Regions from separate parts of the Mus musculus genome. Here region 1 is linked to region 2. Evidence: chromatin loops called from intact Hi-C (ENCODE). Cell type or tissue: left cerebral cortex. All regions are shown on one strand. Each heading gives the region's core, and the rest is flanking DNA. Links, peaks and the distances in the headings are about the cores only. Region 1 overlaps Epb41l3 (erythrocyte membrane protein band 4.1 like 3). Region 2 holds the start of Epb41l3 (erythrocyte membrane protein band 4.1 like 3).

Region 1 (16,020 bases), core at 4,529-12,528, 52 kb after region 2:
TTTGGAGTTTTAGAACAGAAAGGAAAACCAAAATCTGTTGAGGTCAGAGAACCCACAGCATGGGTGGTTCCATACCTCGGAGGTCTCCTGACCACTTTGCGCCCTCCAGCTCTGTCACCATACCCCCCTCATCACGGTGCCTCCCTATGACATTTTTAATCCCCCGTTGATCTTTCTGAAGTAGACTTTGACTTTAATGACATCTAATGTTTAAAACTAGCAACTTTGTTAGGGACTGAAGGTGAGTGGGTCTCTATCAAGTGTGCACTGTTTGACACGGAAACCTTTCCTGCCTCCACAGATCTGTTGAAAGTCCCCTCCCTGGGCTGAGCCCTAGCATGACACAGGGATTGCTTGGTCTCTGACTTTACCATTCAGAGTGGGTGTTCTTGAAGCAGAGGAGTGATCTATCTATTTACTTACTTGTTTGATCTGGGTTAACTTCTCGGCTTACAACACCAACTTGCAGGCATAACATGGCTATAAAATCGTCTCCCTGTTGGGAGGTGTTAGCATTCGTCTTCCAAAAGTTTGCAGCAGCCATAGTTGTGGTGACTTTTGACTTCGAGCTTCTTCATAAAAACTCCATCTCTCAACCTCTTGCGTGATCTTTATATGTCAGTCAGGGCTCTTCGAGTTGAGATATTGGTGTATATGACTTATATGTAATGTGTGTGTGTGTGTGTGTGTGTGTGTGTGTGTGTGTGTGTGTGTGTGGTTTCGCGCTTGTGTGTGCGAGTATGTACTTGTGGATGGGTGTGTCGGGATTGTCCCTGCTGTTAGCAATAGGCAGTATGTCCACTGTCAACTGTTATCATTTGTGGAGATAGGTGATGAGCAGCCCCGTGTGTGGCTTCTGTGCAGTTTGAGGAGTAACTTGCCCGCTGCTGCCCATCACACCATTTGGTCTGCTTTTGCACTGAAGTGTGGCAGACTCCAGCTGGTCCCTTTGATCTGTTGGTCCTCATGGCTGCCACAGTGTTGTCAGGGACAAGTGAAGTCTTGGGATAAGAACAGAAAGCTTTACACAGCTGCCCTTGCTTCTTAGCTCCCTCCTCCCTTGCTACACAGTTGCCCCCATTCACCTCTTGTCCCGCCCACAGCAGACTCTGGCCTCACACAAGGACCTGTGATCTTCATCTGCCTTTACCTGACTGGCAGTCTCTGCCTTTAACTCCTTCCTGTCTGCCCTCTGTCACTTCTTTAAACAAAGCTCAATAGGCAATGTGTGACCTGCATTAAAGTTCTGGGTAAGGAGGAAGGGAGTGTTGTGAACCCAGTGGAGGCCATTTGTTGAAGTGAGTATAATAGAGATGTAACAGATTGGGGACTGAATGGTGGCAGAGATACCTGTTGGATAGAGGCAGTCAAAGGTCTGGATGCAGAAATGGCTGGTCTCAGGTTCCCCTGAGATAGCTAGGTAGAGCGGGAAGGAGCACAGCTGTCCAGATGAGCCTGAGATCCAGGGAGAGGCCACACATGAAGGGATGTGTATTTTGGAATTGTCTTTGTATTTGAGTTCAAAGCGGATAAGCTTTCCAAGAAAGGGAGGTGCGAGACAGATTTCTGCTTGGCTTGGAAATGATGTTAGGAAGAGGAGCTGGAAACAGACAAAGCAGGAAAGAGAGAAGGAAAGACCACCGCGTTACATGCACAGGACATTGGAGGGTCAGTGTCACCTAGGAGTTATTGTCTTCTGGAAGGTCACTGGGAACCTTTGTAAGTTTTCTAGGGTAACATGGAGTGTGTAAAGCAAAGAGGAAGAAGCGGTGGTCGCGTGGTAAGATTCTTCCCAGATCCCTGGCGGTGAGAAAAAGCAGAGACGAAGGCATCCTGGATGGTAGAGGTGGGGCTTCCTTAAAAGGGGTACGGTGTGAGACTGAGACTGCATTGTTTTGGTTTCCCATGTGATTTCAGGTTTCCTTTTTGTTTTGATGTGGTTGTTGTTGGTGGTGGTGTGTTTGATACTGGGTGATTTGTTAAAAAGCATACCGGCGGTGTCTAGTGGAAAGGTGTGGGTTCCACCACACTCTTCGTTCCAGCACACCACCAGTTTTCAGCACGCCACTGGCAAATAGTGCTCCTCAGTCATGGACCTGATGCAGACTTGGGTCTACTGAAGGGGGAAGTGATACTGTAAGTTCCCACCCGGGAAGCAAGATGTGGGGAGCAGAAGAAAAAGCCAGACCAACAGTAACCGTGAAAATCAAAATTAGTAGTGTCTTTAGTTGATTGGCTCTGGTTGCTGTTTATAATGTCATTTGTTTCTTGTGTATATTGGCATATTGGTAGGGAAGGGAAGGGAACTGAGTTTACAAATCTAGGCCATGAGGTGGGTTCAATGTGTGTGTGTGTATGTGTGTGTGTGTGTGTGTGTGTGTGTGTGTGTGTGTGTGAGAGAGAGAGAGAGAGAGAGAGAGAGAGAGAGAGAGAGAGATGAATTTATGTCCTTTTATATAGGTGGAATTGGATATCGATTCTGGTGAGAGTCCAGCATTAAGTATTACATTTTTAAAGGTTTGTTACTCTGACTGTTCCTCATACCCTTGAAAGTTCTATTTTATAAAAGGTCATTAAATTCCAGCCGAGGTGTTCATTCACTCTGTATAGGGCTGGAAGCAGTAACATGCCTAAGGAAGGTTTGACAGCACCATACACGTTTATTTTGAGGTATGAAGTTCTGTGATTACTGTAGTATATGATAGATAAGATGGGGGATATTCCTAGGTTAAAAAAAAAGATGGTTATTTTTTTATTTAAATAGCTTGTAGGTGGCTGTTGAACTCTATGCATTTTGCACTTTACTCCCTGTTTCTAGTACTGTGAGAAAACACCATGTCCAAAAGCAGCTTGAAGGGAAAAGGGTTTATTTCGGCTTACACATCCACATCCTAGCTCATCACCAAAGGAAGTCAGAGCAGGAACTCAAACAGGGCAGGAGCCCACAGAGGCAGGAGCTGATGCAGAGGCCATGGAGGGTGCTGCTTATTGGCTTGCTCCTCATGGCTTGGTCAGCCTGCTTTCTTATAGAACCCAGGACCACCTGTCCAAGGCTGTGCCACTCATTGTGAGCTGGTCAATCCTATATTAATCATTAAACAAAAAGTGTGCCGCAGGATTGCCCACAGGCCTGTCTTGTGGGGGCTTTTTCTCATTTGAGGTTCCTTCTTTCTAAATGGCTCTAGGCTATGTGGTGTCAACATGAAGACTGGCCAGCATTCTGGCTCGCTGCCCTAGAGATGAGTCTTAGAACGAAAGGCAAAGCAAGAACTAGATTCATAACTAGAATTACAACATAGGCATTAACACTGGACTATTTCCTTAAGTTTCCCTCTTACGTTTCGTGTCGAGCGAGTCTAGAGGCCGGTGTTGTATTTGGAAAGGCTCCTGTTTGGATGCACAGTTAAGAGTTTCTGTGTTTGTGCATTGTATGCACACGTATGCATATGTGCGCATGTGGCGTAGGGTATGCATGTATGTAGCGGTCAGAGGTCAACTGTAGGTGTCTCCCTCTGTCACTTTCGTCTTTATTTCCAAAACAGGATCTCTCGGTGAACCTGGGACTCACTGACTGAGCTAGGCTGGCTGGCATGTGAGCTCTGGGAACCTGCCTATCCCTGTCCACCCAGCAAGGGGACAATATGTCTCACCACAGCTGACCTTTTACACGGTGGCCGGGGTTTTGACTCAAGGAATGTACTTCCTTGCACAGCAAGCGACTCACGGTGCTGTAGCTTCACTCTCCATATTTGGTAGCTTTTTAACTATGTTTACGCCCCATGGATACGAGAGATTTCTACTGTCTAAGTTCTCTTCTTAAAATGCTATGGTGTTGGGGATGGAGAGATGGCTCAGAGGTTAAGAGCACTGACTTCTCTTCCAGAGGTCCCTGAGTTCAAATCCCAGCAACCACATGGTGGCTCACAACCATCTGCAGTGGGATCTAGTACCCTCTTCTGGAGTGTCTGAAGACAGCTATTACTGTGTATTTATATACATAAATAAATATGTATTTTTTTAAATGCTCTCATGTTGAAAAGGTAGGAGAAGAACCCAGAAACCATCAAGACCATGAGAGGTACAATGCATTGCACAAAACTAAAACGCATCATACATGACACTTAAGGTGCTGGCATTCCCATGACATTCCCATGGACTGTATCGAAAAAGATTGTAAGGAGAAACAGATAGAAACATTCCTGCCTTGGAGTGAGGTTCTAGACTTTTAGTTGTTCATATTTATCTGCCTTAAATTTTCTATTACATGTAGTGTATATATGAGTGTAGTGTACATGTGTGTGCATGTGTGTGTGTGTACATGCTGTAGCACACGTGTAGAGGTCAGATGATAACTCTGAGGAGTCAGTTCCATCCTTCCACCATGTGAGTTTTGGAAGTTGAACTCGGGCCATGTAGGCTTGCCAACAAGTGCCCTTACCTGCTGGGCCATCTTGCCTGTCAATCAACAAGTGCCCTTACCTACTAAGTCATCTTGCCTGTCCTTAGTAACAATTTTGACACCCAATTATTCAGTTATAACTGCCTTTTGTTCAACCACCCATAACAACATGACAAAAAAACCTGAATATGATATTCATAAAACATAATAAAAAGGCCTTAATGATACCCCAAATTATTCTGGTAATATGAGCATGATTTATATGTAAGAACTATCTTGGTATAGGAAAATAGAGCTTCATTTATAGCACGCCTTTCTCATAGTCATTTATGGTTTCCTGTACTCGGGACTTAGGGACTGGTGTTTTGTTTCTGGTTTATGGGGATTCTGTGAGATCGCTGAACCTTTCCCTTTAATTCCGTGAGAAGGTTTTCATTCTGCTAGTGAAAGCATCACAGCGCAGAGTCCAGTGGCCTCCCCGTGCCTTCCCAGTGGGTGCTGAATATAGCCTCATGCTTCTCACTTCAGAGCGGGAAACACAAAGGTTTCTTTTCTCAGATTTCCCAGATGTGTATCTGTAATTTTTATTCTTTATGTAATTCTTTTCTTCTCAGGTTCTTCAGTTCAGAAACTGAAGTGACTTCTCTTTACTAAACCATAAAACAAAAACAAAAAAAAAAAATCTGTATAAACCCTTGAGAGACTTCCCCAAAGATTAAACTCTTTTGCCTTTAAGTATGTATAGCTAAGAATAAAAGAAGTTGGTTGGATTTGCAAATAATTTTGGCAGTAATATATTCTTGCTTGTATCTTGGGGCTGAGGACATTGGGACATAAGTATGCATGGTTTTCACTCTGAAATATACAGGTGGAATTTCTAGAGAGCAGAGAATTACTACAAAATTGGGTAGTGATAGGGAGAAAACTCTTAAGACACAGAACGTCTGTGTGACCAGAGAGGGGTTCTCTGTCAACACTCTTAACTACTTAAGAGTGAGAAAAACCAAGTCTTCTTGTCCCCAAAGCCTTGATGCAGAAGACTGAAATGATTTAGACACTTAAAGAGAGCCCTTTCTGTGTGGGAGAGAGTAGACAGTGGCCACCGGGCAGGGAGTTGGGTCCTGGACATCTATGTTAAGGCTGTAGCAGCTAGGAATTTAGATTTCACTCGCATGCACTGGGAAGGGGTTAAAGGGTTCCCACAGTGAGTCATCGATCAGGTCTATGTTTTATGAAGATTAAACAGTCAAGCAGCAATGGGTCTGGGAAGATCAATTGGAGGTTTAAAAAAAAATAGAAAAATAACGGGGCTCAGGTAGTGGCAGGGAACCAGTTCTCTGATGCATTCCAGAAATAGGACCATTTTTTTTTTGTATTAGATAAATAAGATGAGGGAAATAACAGGTTTCTGGGATTCTGACTTGAAGAAAAGGACATTGCCATCTTTGAGGCAAGGGAGAGAAGGGGGATGGGGAGAAGCTGCGTCAGATACATCAGGAAAGGTTTCCTGGGTGCTGGCCGTGGGTGGCATGGTCCCAGCACCCAGCACTGAGCAGAGATCTGAGCTGGAGATGGGAACATGGAAGCACTTTCCTGTACAGGAAAGCATGCTGTATACTTAGAGAAAATGTGAAGAGGCAAGAAGGTATGGAATAGAGTTCCCTGATTGGACTGGATATAGGACTGGGCTGGAGGAGCAGCCTGCAGCTTAGAAGAGGAACCAAGGCAGGAAGAGAGTGAAGGGTGTGTCCCAAACCCCAAGACCAACATGCGTTGGGGTATAGAAGAACAGTCAATAACAAGGGCATCTTACTCAGTCAGAGCTGCCGAGGATTCAGGTGAGGACCAGGCCTGAGCTGATGGTTGGCTATGATGGCTGCCAAAGTGAAGTCGGCAGCTCGTATGGGAGGTGGCACAGAAAAGAGAAAGCCTAGAAGATGGAAACAAGGTGGTAGCTACAGGGGTGCAGGTGTGTATGCTAAGATGCAAACAAGGAAGACACAGTAGTGTCTCAGAATAATCAGAAACCGGGGAGGCTCTCATGTCCTTTTGGGTCTAAGGAGACCATGTAATTTGTTACTATTTTCCAGTCAAGATGGAAGCCCGGGTCAAATGGTTTGTGTAAAGATAATTTAGGCATTGAATTCTGTTTTCAAATATGTTTGTTTTTTGAGGACGTGACACAATGTATCCAGGCATCCTTACCAGTTCCTCCAAGATCCCCTTTCCCACCCACCCAACATTGTATCTTATGCTACGCATATACTTGTGTGTGGCGCCATCCCTTGGAGTGTGGCTAACCTACTGGGAACCACACCCTCAAAAAACACACCCCTTTCAAGTTGCCAATGGCTCCCCACTTATGGGTGGGACTTAGCTCTCTCCTCCTGACTCCTCATGGGTTTTGTCTGTGTGGCTTGAGTTTGCACAGGTTCTGTGTGTACTGTCCTGACTGCTGTAAGTTCGTATGTGCAACTTGTTCCCTGTTGTGTATAGAGAATACTCTTGTGTGGGCTCACCACTTCTGCCTCTTAGCATCTTTCTTCCCCTTCTTCCTCGGTGAGCCCTGTGAGGAGAATGTGGGAAGTAGACATTCCATTTAGGGCTGAGCATTCTGAATTCTGATTTTTATTCCCCCTTGACTGGATATAGATCAGTGTGTTCATCACTATCTACTTTTAAAAAAAAGCCTCACTGATGAAGTATGTAGATGTAGATCTATAGGTATAAGGATAAATTATTAGGAGTCTGTTTATTACTATGCTCATTTAATAAAATGGTAATATTAGGTTCTCCATATAGCCCATGACTTATCTAGCCATAGGTTCTTGGCCCAGCCATGGTGTCTAATACATATTTTCAGTTGTCTTGATGTTCAAACTTGATCCGATCGTCACCTACTAAAGCTAGAGGAGGAATGGTAGTTGAGCTAAGACCTGCGGGAGGAAATGGATGTTACCTTACCTGGTGCTAGGTAACACCAGGGACTAGAAGGAGGTGTGCTGTGTTGTAATTGTTGTAAAACCACACTCACTGTTTTGTATTTGGCCCTCAGTGTCTGTAGTCAGATGAAATGACAACTAAAATGACCTCTCGACTTCCCAAGCCTGAATTCCACCATGTTCACCCTCCCCCACCTCCCCACACATACACTCACACAATTTCTTGGTACTTAAGCTGGCTTCCAGGACTAAGCAGACCAAGAAAAGGTAATATTTGCTTTCAAGATGTGTTTAAACAGCTTTTAAAATGTGATGGCCGGGTGAGGGGAAGGTTAGCTCACAGTCTTATTCTGAGTTTGATATTTACATTGCTTAGGGTAGCTCAGCACATGCCAAGTTGATATGTCTTCTTCAACAGAAGGAATAGCTGGTGACTGAGAGAAGGAACCCTGCATAAAGAGCGTACATAAAGCAATGATTGGTGTTGGCAATGTCCCTTTATGGAGATAGTTAAATTACTAAATGATGGGCGTGCTGCATATGTATGAGTCAAAGTTGCATAATCCCATATCATAGCAGTACATCTGTCATATACTTAAGGAATTGCACTAGCCCTTTGCTAGGGATATTTTCTTCCTTACAAGGGGAATTAGAATTGTGGAAAGAAATTGTAAAAGTTACATTGTCTCCAGAGTATTTACCATACAGATACAAATTACACAAAATGTCGGGTGTGCTTGCATAGCATCTCTTACTGCATTCAGCAAGAATATGCTTTAAGACATTGCGTTGCATGAAATATATAAAGACACCATCCCATGTTTGCACTGGCTACTCTCTGGCTCTGGCAGACTCACCACCTCCATGGCTAGCTAGCCCCATGCAGAGACCGCCCATCTCGAAGTTCTCTAGCCCATCTCGAAGTTCTCTAGCGCGGATTGCATCCTAGTAAAATCAAAACTCTAGAGGCTTGAGATTTATCAGTCAGATTTATATTAGTAAATTTTCAACCCACAAAATGCCCACACAATGAACTCAAAACTCAATTGCTATAAACACAAGCTCCACCCCTAGATGGGGCAAATGCACCCCACTTATTATTTAATCACCTAGCTAAGAAATAACCAACACTTATGGCTCCCAGGGCTGTGTGGTTCTGGCTTCTCTTCCTCTTTTATAGGCTCCATCTTATCTCTTCCTCTCCTTCCCTTCTTCTCTGTCTCTCTGTACTCTCTGTACTCAGCTCTAAAATTCTCAGCCCGCCCTCCTTTTCCACTGTCCAATCACAGGCTCTCAGCTTATCTTGTGCCTGCCCTCACCTGCATGTAGACAACCTTCTACAACATTAGGCATATCTGCAAGCAAGAGACAGAAGTGCCTGAGGAAATCTGTTGTTTTAGGTTTGAACATGCTCAGCCTTCTCATCTGGCATATGTAGAAACTGAGGCACAGAATTCTAGGGTGCCCTAGCAATCCATTAGGAGATAGCTCTGTGCCCCAAGATGTGTTGTTAGGGTGTAGCAACATGAGATTTCACATGAGATATGATACAGTCATTTTCCAGGGCTCACAGGCAGTATTGGGGACCCAGGAAAGGCAAGGAACCAAGGGAGAGGGGAATACAGGCTGCCTCCCCACCACGGAACAGATGCTGCGGGGATACATGCAGGGAGGGACGCGGCAGATGTGTAGGTCCCTGTATATTTGTATATTTTAATCAAAAAGGAGACAGCGAAATTAGCCGAAAACAAGTAGGAAAGACATTTGTTGTTTTGAGAAGAATCCACAGATTCCAGGATGAGAGAATCCTTGGTGTAGGGTCGGGAAGCCAGTGGAATACATTATCTTACTGATCATCCTTCCCAGGTATTAGAAAAATATGCGAATTCAGCAGACATTCTCTCCTCATCTGCTGTCCCAGTTAGTGTAATGTAATGCAATGTAATTTTATTTTATTTTATTTTGGCCACAATCTATCATGAAGAGACACTGTGGATCATTACAGATTAGTTTTCAGTGTGTGTTTGTCCTAGTCAGGGTTACGATTGCTGTGATGAAATACTGTGACCAAAAACAAGTTGGGGAGGAAAGGGTTTATTTGGCTTACACTTCCACCTCATACTTCATCACTGAAGGAAGTCGGGGCAGGAACCTGGAGGCAGGAGCTGATGCAGAGGCCATGGAGGGTGCTGCCTTCTGACTTGCTTGTGGCTCACACAGCAAGCTTTCTTATAAGACCTCCAGCCCAGAGGTGACCCCACACACCATGGGCTGCCCCCCACCCCCTCACCCCCCCACCCCGAGCGCTTCAATTACTGATTAAGAAAATGCCTTACAGGCTTGCCTATAGCCTGATGTTATGGAGTCATTGTCTTAATTGAGGCTTCCTGCTCCCAGGTGACTTCGCAGTGTTCCATGACCATTTTGAGCTGCTGTGAGCACCGTTGTCTGGTTTTCTGGGTACCTCTGCACAGAGCCGCTCCAGCGTGTGATGTAGGACTGACTGACTGTGCTTGGCTGTGCTTCCTTTTCATCCCTTTCAGACTGGTCCTTCTGGGAGGTAATTGCACCTAGTGACCAGCCCTTGCCTTGTTTTCTGCTTGCAGAACAATCAACCATGACGACCGAATCAGGATCAGACTCAGAATCGAAGCCAGACCAGGAGGCTGAGCCCCAGGAGGCAGCAGGGCCTCAGGGGCAAGCAGGGGCACAGCCTGGACCAGAGCCTGCAGGTGGAAACGGCAGCCTCAACGGAGAGAAGCAGCAGCCGGCCCTAGAGCAGTTCCCTGAAGCCGCTGCACACAGCACCCCAGTGAAGAGGGAGGTGAGCCTGAGGGTCTCTGGGGAAGGCCAATCAGGGAACCCGGCTGAGCTGTGACGCTTGGTGTCACCTGCTTCTCACCCGGGAGAGAACAGTGGTGCTGCTCAAGGCTTCCAATGAGCAGCGTTCCTCTGCCTGGACTCATCCCTCCTGCCTGTGATTAAAACAGTTAACATCCAACTGAACTCCTGCTAGAGAGAGTTTGCCTAGATCTGGGTTTATAGGACAGTCAGACAGCAGGCTGGCAGCTCTAACTATGCCTCTCTCTGGCTGCTTTCATATTTTAAGCTGTAAAGTGTGAGGACAAATTTAATTTTTCCAGCTATTATTCTGACCCAAACACATCGTCTACTTTTAAAAGCTGTTTTGGCAGGGCTCCCCCACCCTTATACACATCTGTAGGCTCACTGCTGCTCCTTACACGTGGTATGAACGTGTATTGATGCCCTTGTGACATGGAGCTCACACATAGGGTAGACATTTAGCCTGTGGAAGCTTGGTGCTACCCCCACTGTTACCAAATTTAAAAACAAACAAACAAACAAACAAAAGCACAAACACTTAAAAGAATAAGAGATGAAGGTGATTCGGATGAACCACTGTAGCCTTGAACTTCACACCTGGAATCAGCACGTGTTAGAGCACTAGCTTGCAGTCGTAGAGGGATCCAGAGCCCAAGGCTTAACCCACCCCAGCCTTCTGAAGCGGTTGCATACTTGGAAATGTTAGAAAATGTGTAGTGAGTGGACACGGAATTAGCCTGTGCGTGAACGCTCTGGAACTCACAGTGTTCTAACTCATTCTTACGCCATTGGACACTGGCTTCCAAGGCAGGGAGGGCATCACTGCAGACTCCTCCCAACCCAGCCCTGCATCAGATTTGCACACCACCGTCATCGCAGTCGGATAACAGAGGGATGCAGAAACAGCTGGGGAGCCGTGTGCTCAGGGATGCCGGGGAGCTGACTTGAAGGAGACTCTCATGTTCCACAAGACGTTTCTCTGCAGTTGTGAGGCTGGCCTAGAAGAGAGGTAGAGAGACTCAGAAGCAGATGAGAGAGGCTCACACACGCCAGCTCATTACCGGGAAGCGAGACGGGCCTAGGGGATTGCTTTGTGTTGAGCTTTGACACTGCTGACTTCGCTGAACCAATTCAGAGCAGAACCCAACATTTCAGCAGTGGGAAAATTACTGACGAGGTTAACACTCGCAACCCTCTAAGCCTTAACGTTTATAAGATATCTTGTAAGTGTATGGGGGGTGTGGTTCTAGCAGGCCAGGGAATATAGAAGCATCCAATGAATTCTGAAAACAGAGTGCAAAAGGAAATCCAAGTTGCGACTGAGACCTTTCCCTGCTGTACTGGCTAGTTTTGTGTGTCAATTTGACACAGAATGGAGTTATCACAAAGAAAGGGGTTTCAGTTGGGGAAATGCCTCCATGAGATCCAGCTGTAAGGCACTTTCTCAATTAGTGATCAAGGGGGGAGGTCCCCTTGTGGGTGATGCCATCTCTGTGCTGGTAGTCTTGGTTCTATAAGAGAGCAGGCTGAGCAAGCCAGGGGAAGCAAACCAGTAAGTAACATCCCTCCATGGCCTCTGCATCAGCTCCTGCTTCCTGACCTGCTTGAGTTCCAGTCCTGACTTCCTTGGTGATGAACAGCAATGTGGAAAGTGTAAGCTGAATAAACCCTTTCCTCCCCAACTTGCTTCCTGGTCATGATGTTTGTGCAGGAATAGAAACCCTGACTAAGACACCTACCCAATGAACACCCACCTCTTCTTTGCCTTTTAAGCAGGAGGAGTGGATTTACTTCTTCATTTGGTGAGATCATGGTAGAACTGGCAAATTCTCTTCTCTAATAAGTCTTGGATCAGCTAAGAAAAGGGCCCAGTGGTACACTTAAGTGGGCAGGGTTATATATGTGTACCTGAGCTTTAGGGGTATTTGAATCTGAGCCTCAACTTGTAGCATCATAGTTGAGACAGTTCACATCCCCTGGGAAGTGGCCACTCAGCCCGTTTCTCTGAAGCTACACGCCGCCACCGTCTGAGCAGCTCAGCATCCATTTCCTGTCTGTTATGAAAGGTGCTCATTGTTGCTGTTCACAGATCGGTGACAAAGACCGGGACTTTGCTGCTGCAGCTGCGAAACAGCTTGAATATCAGCAGTTTGAGGACGATAAGCTCTCTCAGAGATCATCCAGCAGCAAACTCTCACGGTCCCCGCTGAAGATCGTGAAAAGGCCTAAAAGCATGCAGTGCAAAGTGACGCTTCTGGATGGGTCAGAGTACGGCTGCGATGTGGACGTAAGTGTGCACCTAGAAGCAGGGAACTGCTACCAAACGTGCAAGGTGATGGTTCCCAGAACCCTGGGAACTCGCTCATCTGGACCCAAAAGACGGAATTGTTCAGCTCTGATGGGTGATTAAATTACTGAGAGCTTGCGATGTCCCAAAATGTTGTTGTCGAAAGTAAAATGTGATAGTGTTTCTAAACCTAGAACCAGATGATTTCTTGGCCTTTCCACGTTAAAGTACGCTTTGCTCTACACTTGATCTTAGCCAAAAGGCCAAGAGGCAATGTGCACTTTGCTCTAATAATCTGGCTATGAACATTTCGATCAACTTTACCATTCCTCTTGTCATCACTTAGGGCCCAGACATCCCCAGTCACTTCTTCGGGTAGTAGAAGTTGGATGACTGAAAATGACCATGTCCTTTTCTTTCTAAGCAATTTCTTTTCTTTCTTTTTCTTTCTTTTTTTTTTTTTTTTTTTAAGAAAGACAAAAAATCACATGTGGTAAACTTTGAGCCCCCATGTAAACTATAATAGCCTTCTTTGTTGTCTGTGGGTTCTCTCATTTCGCATTCATCGGTCCCATCCCCTCCTCCTCTCTCCTTTCCAAAATGTTTATTTTATTTTATTTAAATATTTTAAAAATTTCTTTTATTCATATGAGCACACTGTTGCTCTCTTCAGACACACCAGAAGAGGGCATCAGATCCCATGACAGATGGCTGTGAGCCACCATGTGGTTGCTGAGAATTGAACTCAGGACCTCTGGAAGAGCAGTTGGTGCTCTCAACCACTGAGCCATTTCTCCAGCCCATTTATTTTATTTTTAAAGTTGTGTATACTTTTATTTGTCTGTGTAGGTGTATATACACATGGATGCACTACCTTCAGAGACCAGAAGGGGGAGTCAGGTCCTTTGGAGCTGAGGCTGGGGAGTTCTGGGTACCTGTGAGCCCCAGGAATGGAAACTTGACTTGGGTCTTCTGGAAGAACTGTTAACCACAGAGCCCTCTCTCCAGCTCCCTCCCATCCCTTTTCAGCTTATAACCCTTTTATCATTTTAATTATATTTGATGTAGTGCATTTTCTTTTTTTGCAACAGAACATTTAAATTCATTTCAGAGTTAGTATCATCTTGATGAAAATAAAAGATGGATTGATAAGTTATTTCAGATTGCAGGAACATAGAAAGTTAGATCCTTACATTAAGTAAAGTTACTTTGTCATATGCAAATGTATATAGAATTTAGTCATATAGAAGTTAGTGAGTGGGCTGGTGCAGTGCCTATCAGGTACCCAAAATTCTACTGAGCACAGATCTATTTTTTTATATTTTGCTATCTCTGATTTTGAATAGTTTCTTTACAGTCAATGTGTATAGTTGTTGCCTTAGACGTTAATTGTGAGGGGCCTCGAATGGGTCAATCTGTAGATGTTTTTCACTGTGTAGTTTGGAGGCCCTCTACAGTCTCATGAGAGACTAGACTTGAACTGTGAGGGTCCGTGTCATGGAAAAATTGGCCATGCAAAGGCACTTTTCCCTTAGCTTTGATTGCAGTTATATAAGAGAATGAATGGGTTGCTTTATAATCCTCTGGTCATTGTTGTCAGTTTTCTATGGAAGATTCTAGATGGAGAAAATTTCATGTTTCGACATTATCGCCTTCAGAATGTATCTTAGGGTTTTACTGCTGTGAACAGACACCATGAACAAGGCAACTTTTTTTTTCCATTTTTTATTAGGTATTTAGCTCATTTACATTTCCAATGCTATACCAAAAGTCCCCCATACCCACCCACCCCCACTCCCCTACCCACCCACTTCCCCTTTTTGGCCCTGGCGTTCCCCTGTACTGGGGCATATAAAGTTTGCGTGTCCAATGGGCCTCTCTTTTCTTTTGATACATATGCAGCTAGAGTCAAGAGCTCCGGGGTACTGGTTAGTTCAGAATGTTGTTCCACCTATAGGGTTGCAGATCCCTTTAGCTCCTTGGGTACTTTCTCTAGCTCCTCCATTGGGAGCCCTGTGATCCATCCATTAGCTGACTGTGAGCATCCACTTCTGTGTTTGCTAGGCCCCGGCATAGTCTCACAAGGCAACTTTTATAAGGACAAAATTTAATTGAGGCTGGCTTACAGGTTCAGAGGTTCAGTCCATTATCATTAAAGCAGGAGCATGGCAGTGTCCAGGCAGGCATGGGGCAAGAGGAGCTGAGAGTTCTACATCTTCATCTGAAGGCTGTTAGAAGACTGGCTTCCAGGCAATTAGGATGAAGATCTTAAAGCCCATGCCCACAATGACACACCTACTCCAACAAAGTCACACCTAATCCAACAAGGCCACACCTCCAAATAGTGCCACTGCTGGGCCAAGCATATTCAAACCACTATAGGATGAAAGATAACATTTATCCTTGTGCCAATTTAATATATACCCAGTGCCTTCGCTCTCTTATAGATGACATGACTTTGAGTATAGAATTCTTATTTGATAATTAACTTGATAATTTATTGTCCCTTTAATATCACTGTGATCATTTTGAGTGACATTTCAAAGTTCATCTTTCATGGCATAGTAAACTGAAAACAATTCTAAGCATACATTTTAAACAAAATTATTTTTCTTATAATATATTTTTATAATGCTTTCCCCTTTGCTCTTCCCAGATATTCCACCTCTCACCTAACTTTATGTTTTCTCTCTCTCCTCCTCCCTCCCCCATCTTCCTCTCCCCTCTCTCCTTCTTCCCAAACAAAAACAAACAAAACACATACAAAATTTAAAACACACACACACACAAATAAAAATTAAAAAAAAAAGACTGAGAAGACAAAAATGCCCTAACAAAGCAAACTGAGACAAAAAGTCTACAAAAATATCCTGGAGTTTGTTTTCTGTTAACCGACTACTCTAAGCCATACCATCTACTCTGAAATGCCATTGTTATACCTAGTAAGAAACAACTGGATAGAAAACATACCTTTTTTTTTTCTTTGATAGCAGGTATCAGTTGCAGATAATTTCTTGGCTAGTGCTGGGACCTCCTGTCTGCCTCTCCTTCCCAATGCTGAGACCACATCTAGTTTGAACCATTGCAGGCCCTGTGCATGCTGCCATAGTCCCTGTGAATTCATATGTGCATCTATCCTGCTGAGGCCAAAAGATACTGTTTCCTTGAAATCATTGATTACCTCTGGCTCTTAGAATTTCTGATCCCCTCTCCCCAGAGATTCCTGAGCCTTACAGTAAAGGATTTGATGAAGACATCCCATTTGGGTCCAAGTACTCCAGTGTCTCTCACGCTCTGTGCATTGTCCAACTGTCGGCATTAGTTCCCATCTCTGCAAAAGCTCTGATGATAGCTTAATGAGACACCAGTCTATGGTATTAACTGTATACCATTGGGAGTCATTTTTTTTTTTTTTGCTATGTTCTTTTATCACAACAACAGTTTTAGGTTTTCCCATAGGCCCATGGCCTATCCAGTCTCAGGTTCTTGGCTCTTTAGCAGTATCAGGTATGGGCTCCGTTCCATGAAGTGGGCTTTAAATCTAGTCA
Region 2 (16,020 bases), core at 3,628-11,627:
CAGGTCGTATGGAGGTATATTCTCTACGGCAAGTCCCTCTTGCCAAATGCCTCTAGTGTGTGTCAAGGCGACAAACTACACCTGAGTTTCAAACTTGCATGACCCAGGATTAGTGACTTTTCTTCTCTCTCTGCTCTCACCATGTATGGCACCTGGTTTGAGGACTTTTTTTTCCTCTTTATCATCCATGTGCTAGGCTTATTACGCAGGAAAACGGTAGTGAGTGTGCGCAAGTCCTTCAGAGTTGGTGGACTATCTGTGAAGACTGAGGAGTTATGATATATGACACCAAGCCATCTTCCAACATGCTTGAAGCAGGCTGGTTGTAAGTGATAAATCTAGAAAGTGATAAGAAAGTGAGGCCCGAAAAGTGGAGTGTCCTCTTAGAAGAAAAGGCTGGGGATCGGAATGCAGATGCATGAATGGCCTGGTTTGGAATCTGGCTCAGAACCATGGGGCCAAACCTTAACTCAAAACCACATGGGAAGAGATCCTTCAAGCTTCAAATGGCAGGCTCTACCTTGGGTCTTTCCTAAGCATGCCAGGGACAGTGAAATGAAGTGAGCTGTTTTACAGGAGCCCATGAAGTGAGTGAACTTAAGGACAAAAAGTGGGTCACAATTTCTTTTACTTCAGCAGCCTCTTTTTAAAACCATGACCCACTTGACCATTTCTAAATCTTTATAGGTATCACCATGGCAACCATTGATATGAAAACTAATATTAGCTCGGACAATTCTGCCTCAGATGATCTGATATTTTTCCACTGCTGTGGTCATCTCCACGGTCTGTGCACATGAGCAAAGACGGTCCCCTCCAATCCTTTCATTGCTGTCTTTTGTCCTGAGGAGATAAGTGCTTGTCAAATGCCCCAGTTGTTACAGAATGGCCCAGTGGCTTGTGCACAGGGCGTCTACACATTCAGTATATAAGATCTGCTCATCTCTGGGTGTGTAGTGAAGGACCCGGCAGGTAGCACCTGGGTTATCTATGGAGCAAGGCTGGGGTACTTCTAAGGATGATTGGCTGGAAGCAATGTATAGTAGCCCTGTCTACCCTCAGCTTCTCTTGTAAGGCTTAGGTTACCCCTAGTTAATAGGAAAAGGATTACTAGAGGGTAGTAAGCTATTGAGAGAGAGAGAGAGAGAGAGAGAGAGAGAGAGAGAGAGAGAGAGAGAGGTGAACAGGCTCCATTTGCATTTTTATTACACTGTATTCTTATACTTTAATTTTGTTATTGCCCATCTCTTACTTTGTCTAATGTGTAAATTAAATTTCACCACAGTTAAATTTACAGGAACGATAGCTTATATTGGGCTCAATTCTTACTCTGGTTTCAGTGTGTATCATATGTTTCTCCTACAGCTAAATAGATGTTTCCTATGTGTCCCATATAGCTCTGCACACACTTGTATCATACATCAACAGTTACCATTGTATTTAGTTTCTCCCTTTTGAATCGTCAGTGTCTCATCTCAGTCCTGGGCATCACACCGCCACAATTATATTCTTTCCATTCTTAGAGTCACCACTCTCAGAGTGCCATATTTTATAATCTTGCCTCATTCATCCATCCATCCATCCATCCATCCACCCACCCACCCACCCACCCACTCACCCATCACTCCCTCCCTCTCTCCATTCAGTAAGCAAACACACTGAATACCTGTAGGAGTGAGCATTTCTTCACTGTTACCAAAAACCTGAAGCACCGACAAAGGACCAGTAAAGCTGCCTGGTGAGACCCAGTCAGTTCCCTTTATCACTGCAGTGACACAGTATCTAACAACAGCTGCTCAGGGAAGGAAGACTTACTTTGGTTTCTTGAAGGTACAGTCCATCATGGCAGGGAAGGCACGGCACCACACAGGTGGATACATTGTATCCGCAGTTGTGGAACGGAGAGACTGTTCAGCTATGTTGTCCTTTCTCTAGAGTCTGGGACACCAGCTCCTGGGTTGGTGGCACCCACACTGAGTGGGTCTTCTCTCTCCAGTCAAGACTACTTAGAAATAACTTTAGAGTCCTAGACAGAGGTGTGTGTTTCCTTGGTCAATGTAAGCCCAGTGGAGTTGACACTTAAGATTATTCATGACATGTCCACATTGTATTAAATTTCTCCTAATTGAAACTTTTGTAATACATTCCAAGTGTGTACCACATAGGGAGAATGTTCCCATATACCACTTATGCTCATCCTCCAGCCACAATAATTTACTTCAGCTGCTACAGGAAGTTTCTCACAGGACTCTTCTGTGGATACACAGTTCAGAAGCACTGCTCTAATCTAATTAAACAGAAAATGTAAGGAGGTTTTAAGGGATGATGATGTTGAGAAAAGTCAAAATCTGAAGCCTATAGATCCTAACATTATCTAGTATTCTGCCTATCAACTATAATGGTACTCATAAGAATGTAATGTGTACATATATGCTCCTTGAAGCTTAACAATCATACACTTTAGGAACCAACATTGTGATGCCTCGGAAGGATCCAGTTAAAAAAAAAAAAAACAAACTTTCAGGTTTTCCATTCTGAGTATTTATGCCTTGACTTTAAACACTATCACATCCTGCCACCTAAGTTGACTTGGTAAAGCCTGGCTCTGAGCAACAGTAAGTTGAGCAAATCAGATTGGTTGGAGGGTCTGAGAGGTCCTTCTCAATGAAGAGGAAGGGGGATGTCTTTAGACCCCTAGAGGAGAACACCACCACAATGTCACATGTATCTCCACCTATAATAGGCAAAGCTTGCAGGGTTTTCACCAAATAACGTGTACAGGTATCGCCAATAACTCGGACTCCAAGTCACTGTTGCAGATAGCGTGAGAATGCACGAGAAGCCCCATTCCTGGGTGACAGACTCTTGAAGAACACATTCATCTCTGTATTGGATAACGTTTTATGGATGTTCTTGCCCAAATACCCTGTAGCCAGAGGAGTCCCTTAGAGCATTAACAGGTAGTGGCTGGTGTATCCTTAAATGCCACAGCCGCAGGATCAGCCCCTGATCACGTTGCAACCATGATTCATCCTCACTTACTGAGCCAAATCTTAATTCTTTGATGTGGCCTGAACAAGGAGAACATTACTGGCACCGCACACTATGTCTTAACACATAGAGGTATAAAATTAGACCTTGATTTCTAATGCTTATGGGTCCTTTCATAAAACCAAAGAGTGCTTTAAACTGATGTATAAACACAAGGTTCATAGAGAAAAACCATTATCATGTTGATTTGAAAGCATTGTTTCATGAAAATTCTGTGTGCTACGTTTTTGGAGAGAAAGTTGTAACCTCTCATCAGTTTACCTAACTTCGTCACTGGTTAGCATGAGAAATGCCTCTTTGGGTACATCAACCCAACATATGTGTGTGTGTGTGTGTGTGTGTGTGTGTATGTATGTATAGTGTGTGTGTATGTATAGTGTGTGTGTATGGATGTGGTATGTGTGTGTGTGTGTGTGTGTGTGTATGTATAGTATTACTCTAGGTAAATCTATCTCTCGGGTTTCAGTCAGTCAAATGCCAGACTTATCCCAAATTGCCAGAAACGAGTCCTTGATTGCCCGTCTCAATGTGGCACCTCTTGGTAATTCTGTAAAGATGTTTCCTGTGCTTGGAAATTAAGGTGAGCGATGTACCATTATTGCAATCTTCAATAAATGGCCTTCTAATGCAATTATTGCTGGGGCTGGGAACAGAACAATCTCTCATTGTTATTTATTGCTGTACTTACTGCTAATGAACTGCTGTTGCAGGCTGATGCATCCAAGGACAAGATCCAAGCAATAGCTCTTCTGGAAAATGTGAACTGACTGAGTAGTGTGGATGCTGTGGGCATAGCTCATCTCTGGGTCTTAATGAGGCTCTTTCACTCCAGATTGTGTGTCTTTGTGTGTATATGTGGTGTGTATGTGTGTGTGCATGTGTGTATGTGGTGTATGTATGTATGTATGTATGTATGTATGTGGGGTGTGTCCATGTGTGTGTGTGTGTGTGTGTGTGTGTGTGTGTGTGTGTATGTATAGTGTGTGTGTATGGATGTGGTATGTGTGTGTGTATGTATGTATAGTGTGTGTGTATGTATGTGGTATGTATGTGTGTCGTGTGTGTGTGTGTGTGTGTGTGTGTGTGTGTGTGTGTGTGCTGTAGGCATAGCTCATCTTTGGGTCTTAATGAGGGTGTTCCAGTCCAGATAGTGTGTGTGTGTGTGTGTGTGTGAGTTCATATGAGTATGCAAAGTTCTTACACTTTGTGCTCTTTTATGTTTCTGTGAAACATCAGTCACCTATGGGGACCCCCATGGACATTTCTCTGGCCATCCACATCAGTGGTTGTCAAGATTAAGTGATTTATAATCACTCAAGTGAACTGTTACCCAACATCTGATTTGCATAGTCTGGGCTGCTACCCAAAAACATTTCATTATTAGTCATATGTCAGACTCAAGGTGGTCTCACATAAATGCTGTGATTATGTTTGGTCCTGAGACACAAACAGATCAGAAAGTGGTTTGTGCACAACTGAGTTTGGGAAACTCTGATATTCTTCCCAATCTCTACCATCTGGAAACAAGTCTTCAATATTCAGATGCATCCCTGATACATCTTGATGAGGGCAGAAGCAACCAGGTTGTTTTGAAATGCCCCGAAAATTGATGTCAAGTATGACACAGAAATCCTGTACATCATTTTCATTGATTCTGAGAGCATTCTAGAAGTGGTGTGTTATAATGAAATCACATTTTCAGGGTGGGCCCATACCGGACAAGAACAGGCAGTGAGCAGGGGACGGGGAGAAAGTCCAGGACATCAGGAACCAATTAAGACACAAAGCTGACTCTCTTTTAAGCCACCGTTGCAGGCTTGCCTAAAGAGGGCAATGTAAACCCAAAGGTGGCTGGCAAGTCAGCAGGCCAGCTGCTGGATGCCTCTTGCTCCTCAATCCTCCATTAACTATTGATGGCCACTGAAAGAAATAGAATTGGTGATGAGGAGCATTGACAACTTCATGAGAGTTGTGGAGGCTTGCTGGTGTTGTTATTGTGTCTTTGTGGCAAGGGTAGAAAAAAATGATTAAAAACCTTAAGCCTCTCAGAACAGTTTGATGCAAGTCATCTGTATGGGAGTTGAATTCAGTAAACACATATTACCATCTTCCATTCTTAATATTTCCTAAATAGAGAATTCCCAGGAGTAAAACATTCTGCGTGTATTTATTTTATTTGGAAATGGAATTAAATTGCACATTTCTAACTCCCATCTCTTACATTTTACAGTTTCATTCTTTATACTATATACCAGACCCTCAAATAGAAAACACTCACAAAGGATTCTTATGATCTAAGAGAGGAATAAAATTATTGAGTATTTCAGTTCTACAAAAGAACTAGGTGTTAAAATAACTCTTACCATTGTATTGTTAGAAGTTACTTTATTTAAAAGGACTGAGACCTAGCTCTAACATTCAGAGAAATCAAATTATAAGGGTGTGTTTTAATCAAGTGAAACACTAGGTGTACTGACCCAACTTTCAGCTTCTGTAAGTATGGAGGAAAGGAGACAAGTACGGAATTCTACAGTTAATGCTGTATTAGCCTATCAAAGCTTGCTCCTTTGCAAATGCTCACATTTTTTTTGGTACACTTTGTGTTGCATTTGTAGATGTTGGTGGTTTTAGAATCATGCCTTCCATCTGTGTTACGCATCTATCCCGTCTCCACACTGATCAATGCACACAATCACGATGGAGCCAGCATCTGGAAGCATTAATGAGCTACAAGCTTAGCGTTATTCTGAATATTTAGACACTAGGAACTCTTAAATGAATTCCCATTTCAGAAGGAGGTGCTTGTTGCTTTTGAATTATGCATTCACCCTTGGATTGCTTATTCACGGTCTCCGGTAATGCTGTGACTAAAGACCTGTGCCCTGATTTCAAGGATTTGATATGCGATTCAGGTGCCCGGCATTCCTATGAAGGCAAAGCAGGCCTCGACTGGTCTCTTCAAAGGCCGTTAACATGTTACTAAGCCTGCAGCTTAAATTGAACAACTGAGAACAAATGGTGTGTTTGCCTAACGAAGCAGCACGTCTGGGGTTTGCTCCAACTCCAGTCTTCCTTCCTCTTCATGTCTGAAAGACCTGCAGACAGGGTCAACAGTCAGATTCCCATCATGTTTTCTGCTATCTTGTTCATGAAGCTGACAAATGTTGCTGCCAAGGCAACCTGAAAATTCTGTTTGCTTTAACTTGGGTATCAAGTGGGAGCAATCACTGTTGTTCAGGTGGTGGAGGGCTGTGAGTACCAAGGAATCGGCCTTATACTGCTGCTTGCATGTGGACAGAGTTTTGTGGGGAACCCTGCCTCTTCATTTTGTATCTGAGATAAGCTGCATTCCTACACCATGGATTGAATTCCTGCCTGGTTGTTGGCCTTCAGTGATACATATTATGTGCAGTAAAGCAATTATAGGAAGCATAAAAATAACATGTTATAGAGCAAGCCTGACTGTATAGGAGGAGAACGGGATGGGTATCCTGAGACCTGGGCTGCCGAGACGGAACCTTTCCCTGCATTTTGTAGACATCCACATTTGCAGAACATCCCATGAAATACAAACCCGAATTCTCCTGTAAAATGGCCACCAGCTCTGAGACAATGTGAAAGGCTTTTAGTTGGGAGCGTTGCTGTACATCTCAGTCAGAAATAGACTTAACAAAACCACTATTCTGTAACTTGTTGGAGAAGCAGTTTCTGCGTTAGAAAAGTGAGGGCTACCCTGAGGTCTGAGCTGCTTCATCTGCAGTAGTGAAAGGGATTTGTGAAGAATTCAAGCAAATCCAGCTGTGGTTGATCCAGCTGTGATTGATAGTATCATTTTTTACTCAAACTTTTATTGTCTACTATTTCTCCCTCTCCTTTCTATATGGAAGGATTGGACATTTTATTGTCCAGTGATTGTTAGATGGGCTATTAATATATTACTCTTACTTGGTCGGTATTAGGTATGATATGTTATTTGTAGGTGGATGTGTGCTTGTGCATGTGTGTGTGCCTGTGGAGACCAGAGGTCAACTTTGAGTGTTGTTCCTTATATGCCTGCTCTACCTTGCTTTGTGAGATAAGAGTCTTTGATAGGCCTGGAAGTCACCCATGATTCTAGCTGTTTCTCCTTCAAGTCCTGTCTCTATCTTCAAAGTGCTGATAGTACCAGAATATGGCGCCACGACTGGATCTCTTATGTGGGTTTTGAGTGATCAAACTGCGGTCCCCATGCTTACAAAGTGAAAGACTCCAAGAGGAGCCCCTCGCTCAGGCCTCAGGACAATAGCGGACACCCAAGAACTCACGATAGACCAAGCTTGTTGCAAACCACATGAGGCTTTATTCGGGGAAAGCCAGAGCTCTGGGGACGACTCATATCCCACACATGGGGTAGAGGAGTCGACCTCGAGGGGAAAGAGGTCCCAGTTTTTATAGGCCCTCAGGGGGGAAAGGAGAAGGGGGAGAGTAGGGGATTTCCAGATCTAAACAATGTCTATTCTCAAGAAATGGGTATGGGAGGGGTACAAAGAAAGAGTCTAATGAGGGTGCAGCAATGGGCACACACCTGGTCAGAACATTGGCAGACACACAGGTTTGAGGAGTGGCCAGAGCATTGCGCACCTCTATTTTTCTAAATCAGTGAAGCTATTTCTGCTAACACTGACGTCTATCTTGCCAATTTCAGGGCTTCTGTGTCCTTTTACATTCTGCCAGGATCTTTCAAAAGCAAGCACTTAGCAGCTAGCTCCTCACCGAGTCCATGGTGCCTTTTGAACTTCATAGAATCCTAGAATATGGAAGCTTAAGGAGTTTGGAAAACACCCTGATGTTTTCCTACATAAGGTGTCTGAATCCTAGATGTAAAGAGGTAGCATAGGCCAATATTTGGCATCTATTCATTCATTTAGAAAAAAATGGGTTCTGACTTGCAATGTCCTCTGTGAGGCACTGTGGGAAGACAGAGATGACTACCAAGGGCTCCTGCAAGATAGTATTAAGGCAGGGCAGAGTGTTCAGTTGAGCACACGCGAGTTAAGTACTAAGAGAGCAATGATCTGCTCGTGAGTTGCCTGTTTTGGCATTTCTTTTCGTTCCGTATCTGTGTTAGATACACAAAAGTAGTAGCTGATAGTCTTGGTTGTGCCCAAAGGAAGTTAGAGCAACTGCTACCCAGCTTCCCATTTCAACTTGGTAAGGATGAGATGACTTGAGACAAGCCAGCCTAAAATTTGCCATGTAGCTGAGGAAGACTTGAATTATGCTCTTCCTGCCTGACCCCAGCTGGGTGCTGAGATTAGGGACCCAGCATATACTGCCTGGTGAAGTGTGTACAGTGCTGGGGATCGATCCTGGGGTGTCCTGCCTTCTAGGCAAGTTCTCTACCAATTGAGCTACCTCTGTAGCTCTTAATGCAGTCCTTGAACTTGCAGATTGTTAGGATAATTAGCTAGGCATTCCTAACTTTTCAAACAGAATACTTAGCATTCTACTGTTTTTCCCTCCTCCCTGGAGAGTAGTCACCCACATGCCACCCCTGATTTATCCACGAGGATTCATGAGTCATGGAGAGAACAGGCTGCGTTCAACTTTTTTTTTTTTTTTTTTAAATCGCAAAAACATTGCATCAAAATGAATGAAAGGCTCGGAGCCATCTGGGTCTCAAAGGATATTGCTGAGTTTGTGTTTGTTGTAAATGATATGGTTTGTTCTCGTCCATTTTCAAGGAAGGGACCTTCGTTGAAGGTGCATGCACGTGCACACGTGCACACGTGCACACACACACACACACACACACACTGCCTCCATTCATGGATTTATGAAACAGAGCCACAGATGTGCCCGTATGACAGGTACACATGTCTCAAAACTAACAAGTGGCCCTCATGCATATTAGATATTTGAACCCTTACATGTTGTTAGATGTAAAGAACTCTAGGTCTTTTTTACCTTTGGCTCCTGGGTCTGGACCATAGGCCCCTCCTCTCTGCAGCCTGGAATCTGCCTATCTACTCTACAGTCTATGCAGTGCCATAGATTCCCCCCCCCCCCCCACTATTCCATTCAAAATTTTAATTTCCAGAGCTGCACATCTAGAAAACACAGTCCCTAAACTCCATAGCAGACCAGTAACATAATTTCCTAACCTTCTCTCTCATAGGAGGTATCAAAGCCCCCTCCTCTCCAGCCAAGGCAACTGGATGTCCCCTCCCTTTCCTACTGACATTGTAGATACTCTAGATTCCCTGGCCAAGCCTCCCCATCTCCTCAGGCCTGCTCAGTGTAAGCCACCACTCATCCCTGCTGGGGACATTTATTTTACATCTTATCTGTGCCATCCATTAGTAAATTCAATCGTTTGTTAATCTCTTTCCCTCCTTTAATGAGTTTCAGCTTCAGGCCAGTGACTAGGTGATTTGAGAAAGGCCTTAGAAGCCTTAAAGAAATATGCCAGAGTGTCTTGAGCCCCAGAGAGTGTGAGATGGCCAGAGAACTAATCAAGTCAGGATCTCTCTCTCTCTCTCTCTCCCCGCCCCCCCCCCCCCCCCAGCTTAAGCTTTGTAGCTCCCAGGAAAGAGGGAGCTGCAGACAGACACAAAAACTAGTTATCATTCTAATTAACTCCGGTCTTCACTGTGAACTTAAATCTGGAGTCCTGAACCTCTGTTAACACACTTCCAATTTCAAAACGGGAGGATTGGGGGTAGGGAGAGGGGGAGATACTGCAGTCCCCAAGGCAATAGAGAACTCACCAGAAGGTCAAAAGAAAAGAGAGAGAGAGAGAGAGAGAGAGAGAGAGGGAGAGAGAGAGAAAGAGAGAGAGAGAGAGAGAGAGAGGAGCCACACTCCCCACGGGGATCTCTAAAGGGAGAGGAGGGGACCCAGAGGCCCTGCAATAATCCAAGTGTAAATCCAAAGGCTACTGCTCTCAGCAGCTGACTCGGTCGCGGTCCCCCAGAGCTAGGTTCTAGAGGACTGCTCAACCTAGGTGTCCTGAAGAACTGCAGCGGCCCCCTCCCCCGCGCGGGAGGGAAGCCAGGACGAGGTTGGCCCCCCTCGCTCGGAGTCTGGGCGTGGGCCCCGCCGCAGCTCCGCGGAGCCTCCGTGCCTCCTGCAAAGGGGGGCGGGGGAGCCCTGGGCTGCGGCTTCCTCCCGCGCGGAGTCTCCTGCGCACCGCCGAGCAGGACGCCAGCGCCAGCCCGGTCCCCACGCCGCGGCGCGCCCGGCCTTCCCGCCGCCCCCAGGTAACTTTTTCTGCCCTTGGCGGGCCGAAGGGCTCCGAGGGGGACTCGCTTCCAAGACGCGCGGGGCTTGGGGGGCCCCGGTGCGCTGCGCTGCGCCCGCCGACCTCGGCCTCCGCCCTGGGGGCCTCTCTCCGAGCTCCGGCCCCTGGGGGCGATCGGGCCCTGCGCCCCTCTCCAGCCATCGGCGCGGAACCCCGGGTTGGGACGCCATGTTCCGAGCGTGCGGGGCTTGGGGGGAAAAACACTGCGGCGCCAGGCCGGGGGCTGTGCGCGGGAGGGGTTGTGCGTCCCCGAGGCTGCGGCTGCCGCTGCGTCCGTGCCCCGGGCGGGCGCGGCGGGTCTCGGAGCATCCTGGCTCCACGGCGAGGCGGGCCGCTTTTACGTAACTTGCCTCTCCCTCGAGTGGCCGGCGACCTCGGGCCGGCTACTGGCCAGCCAGGTTGCCCCGGGCCTGGGCACCTGCCGGCCGCGCGCCCCTGGGACGGCTCCCTGCGCCGGGCGGGAACGCGCCCCGGCCTGCAGAGCCGAGCACTCGGCCGGGCGCGGCTCACCTGGCGCCCTCGGGACTGCGGGTCGCCTGGAGGGGTCGGGGTAGGGAGGCTGGGGACCGCAGGACTCCGGTCCCTGCTAGTTGCGGCTGGTGCACCCAGGCTCCTGCACCCGGGGGTGGGGGGAGGGCTTGCTTTTTCGGGTTCTCTCTCTAATCGCGCCCTACTCTTCCCCTTCCCCCTACCCCCTGCACCCGGTGCCAAGTTCACAGCTTCTGCAATGCGGTGGGTGTGGTTACCTCGCAGATTGTAAGTGTGGTCCTTCTGGTGGGAACATTCTTGCTTTCTTTCTCCTTTTAGATGTACTGATCTGAAGTTTTCTTGGGGGTCGGGGGGGGGGGGCGATTTACCTTCCCGTCTTTGCAGACCAGGGTTCAAGTTGGGAAGAGTGCTACAGAACAAATCGAATGATAAAGGGAACATGTGGTATTAATTAAGCATGGAGGCTGGGCAGTCCTGAGAGGGCCAGGCAATCCTGCTAATAACGCAATGCTTCCATTACGTGTTTAAGTTGGCGTTTCAGCTTTTTTACATTACTTTATGGAATTGCTTTTGCAGACATCCTTGGCTGGGGTTTTCAGGGGCCCGTTTGGGGATCTGTGGGGCGGTCGGATGTTCTGGGGGTTACTCTTGGTAGCATAACTTAACCAAGTAAAGGACTCATCAAATCCGGCGATCAAAAGAAATTTCTTTTTTGCGCCTTACACTGCCTTTTAAAGCCCCCATGAATCAAAAATGATGGAACTCCACGTATATCCGGAGGCCATGAATGCAGCACCGTTAGAGTTAAGTGGGGCTTTGAAGGAGTGAACCTGCGGAGGAGGAGGAGGAGGAGGAGGAGGAGGAGGAGGAGGAGGAGGAGGAGGAGGAGGAGGAGGAGGAGGAGGAGGAGGGATTTGATGATCCTTATTGACTCTGCTCAGTGCTTTTACCGCTGTCTTTGAATTGCATGGTCATTGTGGCATCAACTTTTTAAACCTTTGTTTGGAGTAACAAAGTTATCGTGAGAGGAAATAATTTCCAAATTGAAGAAGCATGCCTCTCCTTTGTTAGTTTCCAAAACCCCGATGGAATAAGCTGAAGGCTGTGAGTATTGAATTATTTACACTATGATTATTCCAATGGTCTAGAAAAAAAGCTAGATAATTAGAAGCACAAGCCACTGCATGAACTGATCTCGCGCACAGCAAGTTCTTGCAAAAACAGAGCATGTGTTTCGAGAGGTTTGATCGGAAACCAGAAGAGTGGCCTCTGTCGCTTGTAAACACCTTTAGGCCGAGGATTGTAGAGCTAGGGGGCAAAGGCCATTGTCCCAATGACATACTTACATCTAATTTTTTAGAGAATTTCCTTAGGCATAAATATGGTTTAGAGAGTGCGTTCGCCAATCCCCGTTGGGTCCTTGGACCAAGGCCAACTTTGATTTCTGTGGAAATACAAGATTCAGGTTTACTTCTCTGACTGGATCTGGGGTGTGTGTGTGTGTTGCTTTTTTAAAAATCCAAAGGCAGGGTTGGAAGAGATGACTCAGTGCTTAAGAGCATTGACTGCTCTTTAGAAGACTCTGGTTTGATTCCCAGCACTCACATGGCAGTTCACAACCATCCATTCCTCCAGTTCCAGAGGACCCAACATCTTCACTGAGACACGCATGCAGGCAAAACAACAATGCACATAAAGTAATCACAAATAAATGATAAGGTTTCTAAGTCCAATGGCCAAGCCACTAAGGGTGCACTGAGGTAGGAGTGAGGTGACAACCTGTGACCTCAGAGAGCTGTTGATGCTGTCCTTTCAGGCTAGTGTGGAGGGATTGGCTCATCAGTGCTTTCTTCGCTTGTAGGATGCACAGCCATCTTTTTTTTTTTTTTTTTTTTTTTTTGGATTGGATATTTTCTTTATTTACATTTCAAATGGTTGCCCCTTTCCAGGTCTCCCCTTAGGGAGCCCCCTATCCCCTACCTTGGACCCCTGCCTCTATGAGGGTGCTCCCCCACCTACCCACTCACTCCTGTCCTCCCACCCTGGCATTCCCATACACTGAGGGGAATTCTACAATGGATAGGTGGGAATCGGCGATTTCCATGGCAGTGAAAGTTGACTCCAAGAGTAGCCTGGGAAATCTTTCCTTTCGGGTGAGAATTCAAGTATAGCGAAGAGAATTTTCTTAAGTAGAGTACTCTGGTTGTCCTTCATAATTCTGTCCTCACAGTCTTTTCTGAATTCCACTCCCCTCTGAGTGTGAGCTTTATGATGGAGTATAAACTCCCCACTGAGAGCCACGAATCAAGTTCACCTTCAGCACCCCGTCCTTTCAGAAGGCTCACCACTAGTTGCTCATTTGATGGGAATTCATCAGACACTCAGGGCCCTTTGAAGGGCTCCACTGCTATTGCATTTGTCCTGGCTATAAAGGATTATGTCCCCAGAAACAGGGCCCGGACAGTGACATCATTGCTGGGCTGGGGCTATGACATCACTATGGCTCAGAGGAAAACAGGGTGGGGCAGGCAGAAGCATTGGAGTCCCATCGAAGCCTGCAGAAGCCTTTCATGAGGCTTTCACCGTGAACAGCACAACAAGGTATCGTATGGATGTGAAGTGGTAAAAATCTTCGAATATTTCTGTCCCATAAGAAAATACTGTGGGGTTCAGCAAGTCAGGCTTTTAAATTTATTAAGCCTGTAGTTGATCCTGTTTGCACTATTGTACTATTGCAATATCATGCGTAAATTTTTTTCATTTTTAGGTTATTAGTGCCATCTTTAAAATATCTCGTATCTTTTATACTTTCTGAGTTGGCAATGCTGTTTTGTGGTTTGACGCAATGTGCTTGCTGTTCACAACTGGGGAAAAATAGAAAAGCTAGAGGTGTCACAGGTGTAGGAGCTATCTGCCATGATCTGTGGGTAATTAGTTTCCATTCTAACTTTGCTTTATTTGCTGATATTATTTTGTAATTTGACATTTTAATCCTTGGAGAATTCTAGTGTGGAGACATGTCTGGTCCAAATTAGCATCTAACAGGGGGTCAGAGGACGCTCAGGTCCCGAGTGCTCCTATACTCTACGTACCTCATAGCCTATAAAGTATATTAGCTGCTTTTTATGAACTTAGTGTGATCTCATCAGGGCAGAGGGAAGAGCCACGCATCAGTCTCGGGTGTCTTCTGTCTGGGTCTTTGCAAAGATGACTGCCATGATTTCACCTTGATGAGGTAGCACTGTAGGAAGTCGGGGTGGTTCCTACTCAAAGGTTCGGCTATTCCAGGACACGTTCCTGAAGCAGAGAGAAGAAAAGGACTTGAGAACAGTGGAGGTAGAGAAGTCTAAATTAGGTGCTAGGCCTGCAGATCACTGGTGAAATGTCTTCGGTACTGTGGTTTTAGACCTTGCGATGATTGGTTAAATTGCACACTGCAGGACTGGAAGCTTCTATTAGCTCCCAACCCCTAATTCTTTTGTAATTTGCAGTATGGAAGAAAGGCTGACAACTTAATTTTAAGATAGCTGACATTTTGATACATTGTTCTTACAGACTTTCTTACAAACCACACATATGTGCACTCAACATAAGCATATGCACACACACACACACACACACACACACACACACACATGGAGGTAGTCTTGTGTTAAGCCTAGAAAACAAATGCATTGTTTAAATTTTTCCCTGTGATTATTGTTTTTCCTCCAATCATACTAGATCGAGTGCATGGTATGGGTTAGGATTTATTCTTCCTGGGTTTTTATCCCTGAAACAAACAGTTCTAACTCCTGATGCATTCGGTATGTATGCAACCAAATAAGAAACAATTATGACATATTACTTATGACGAAGTGCTTGAAAAGCATCACTATTGGGCGCAAGACCGAAGTACCTGGTCATATCTGCAGCTGTTATTTTTAATAGAAAGGTCCTCTGCATATCCACCTTGATCCCTGGCTGTAGCTTAAACTGTGCAGGTCCCAGCAGGTTTGCTGTATCGGAGAAGAGCACGCTTGAGAGGTGTTCAGCACGGAGGATGATGGTGACGTCAAGGGGAGGACTGTGGGTATTCTGTTTCTTTTCCCACCAACTCTGGGAGAATCCGTGTAGGGGGATGCTCATTCAGAGGGACGCTAGCAGATGGAAGCAGGGCAAAAGCTGAAGTGTCTCAATGCTGGGAGATGGTACTGGTCCTGCCTGTGATGAAAACGGAGGAAAAGTGTGTGTGTGTGTGTGTGTGTGTGTGTGTGTGTTTGTGTGTAAAACAAGACATGCACATATATTATTCCTATGCACATATGCAATGTGTATGTATATAATGCATATATACAAGATGTACATAGACATTATTTCTGTATGTATATACATTGTCTGTATTCTCAAGTAGTAGTTTCTCTAATTCAAGTTCCAATCTCATCACATAAAGCCTCACCCAGTTCCCCCCCCACCCCAGTCTCAAGCGTTGGGTTTTATTGTACAGTGTGTCAGTTGTGTTTCCTCTAACGCATAGCTTAGACTGGCTGCCAGCTGCTTTTACAGACCTCCTGAAGAATGCACTGGAGCATGCAGGCATGTATGCATGCATGTGGTGCTCCTGGTGACACACGGGCAGTAGCGTGCAGAAAGTGTAGGCAGGGGTTGACTGTGCAGTCATGAGATGTCGAGTCTGGGTATAAGTGACTTTATAAGTACCTAGATGATTTTATTTTGCTAATGTTTGCTTTATGCATTGAATACTTAGAGAAGTCCCAGAGTTTTTTTTTTTAAACCAGTGCACAAGTCATAGTTCAGTTGTAGGACTGCTGTACGACTTAATGCTGTCTCATACCTGATGTCATAGTCTATGTGAATATGGTTTGCCATTCTTATGAACTATGGCAAGGTTCTGTCAGTGTAACAAATACCTGAGAGAGTCGGCTTAAAAAAGAGGAAGTGTTTATTTTAACCCTGGGTTTTAGAGGATTCTGTCCCTGGCTTTTGGCCTTTGGACCTACTGTCGGGCAGCACATCATGACTGGGAGGGCTGATGGTGTAAATTCCTCATGTCCATAGGAAGTAAAAGGAACGAAAAGAGAATGGATCCTAATATCACCCCCCAAAGGACCCTCCCCCAAGCCCAATTCACCCAAGTTAGGCCCTACTCTTCAAGGTTCCAGTCATGCCCAGCCTGGGGACCAGTGCTTCAAGAAGGA

Evidence for each region. Peaks named below come from ENCODE experiments on the same cell type or tissue, not always from the same donor. Only the 100,000 strongest peaks of a DNase experiment are listed, where the experiment ranks them.
Region 1: a loop joins it to region 2, with 2.1 times the contacts of the local background. A loop is called at or near these places in 3 of 42 quality-filtered maps.

The regions. Positions count from the first base shown.
Region 1 is chr17:69,197,912-69,213,931 of GRCm38, forward strand. It overlaps Epb41l3 (erythrocyte membrane protein band 4.1 like 3), which reads left to right. Exons shown (of 23, transcript NM_001355734.1): 2 at 9,948-10,165; 3 at 12,275-12,472. The coding sequence starts at 9,959. Among named protein-coding and RNA genes, the nearest start is that of Epb41l3, 47 kb to the left of the region's middle. In left cerebral cortex, for the core only: no CTCF peak of the experiment used is centred there; DNase peaks (open chromatin) are centred at 7,862, 10,363 and 12,236.
Region 2 is chr17:69,146,619-69,162,638 of GRCm38, forward strand. Epb41l3 (erythrocyte membrane protein band 4.1 like 3) reads left to right here and starts at 12,738. Exons shown (of 23, transcript NM_001355734.1): 1 at 12,738-13,423. In left cerebral cortex, for the core only: a CTCF peak has its summit at 4,889 (motif pointing right); DNase peaks (open chromatin) are centred at 4,886, 8,614, 10,115, 10,540 and 1 more place; H3K4me3 peaks cover 1,738 bases; H3K27ac peaks cover 1,247 bases.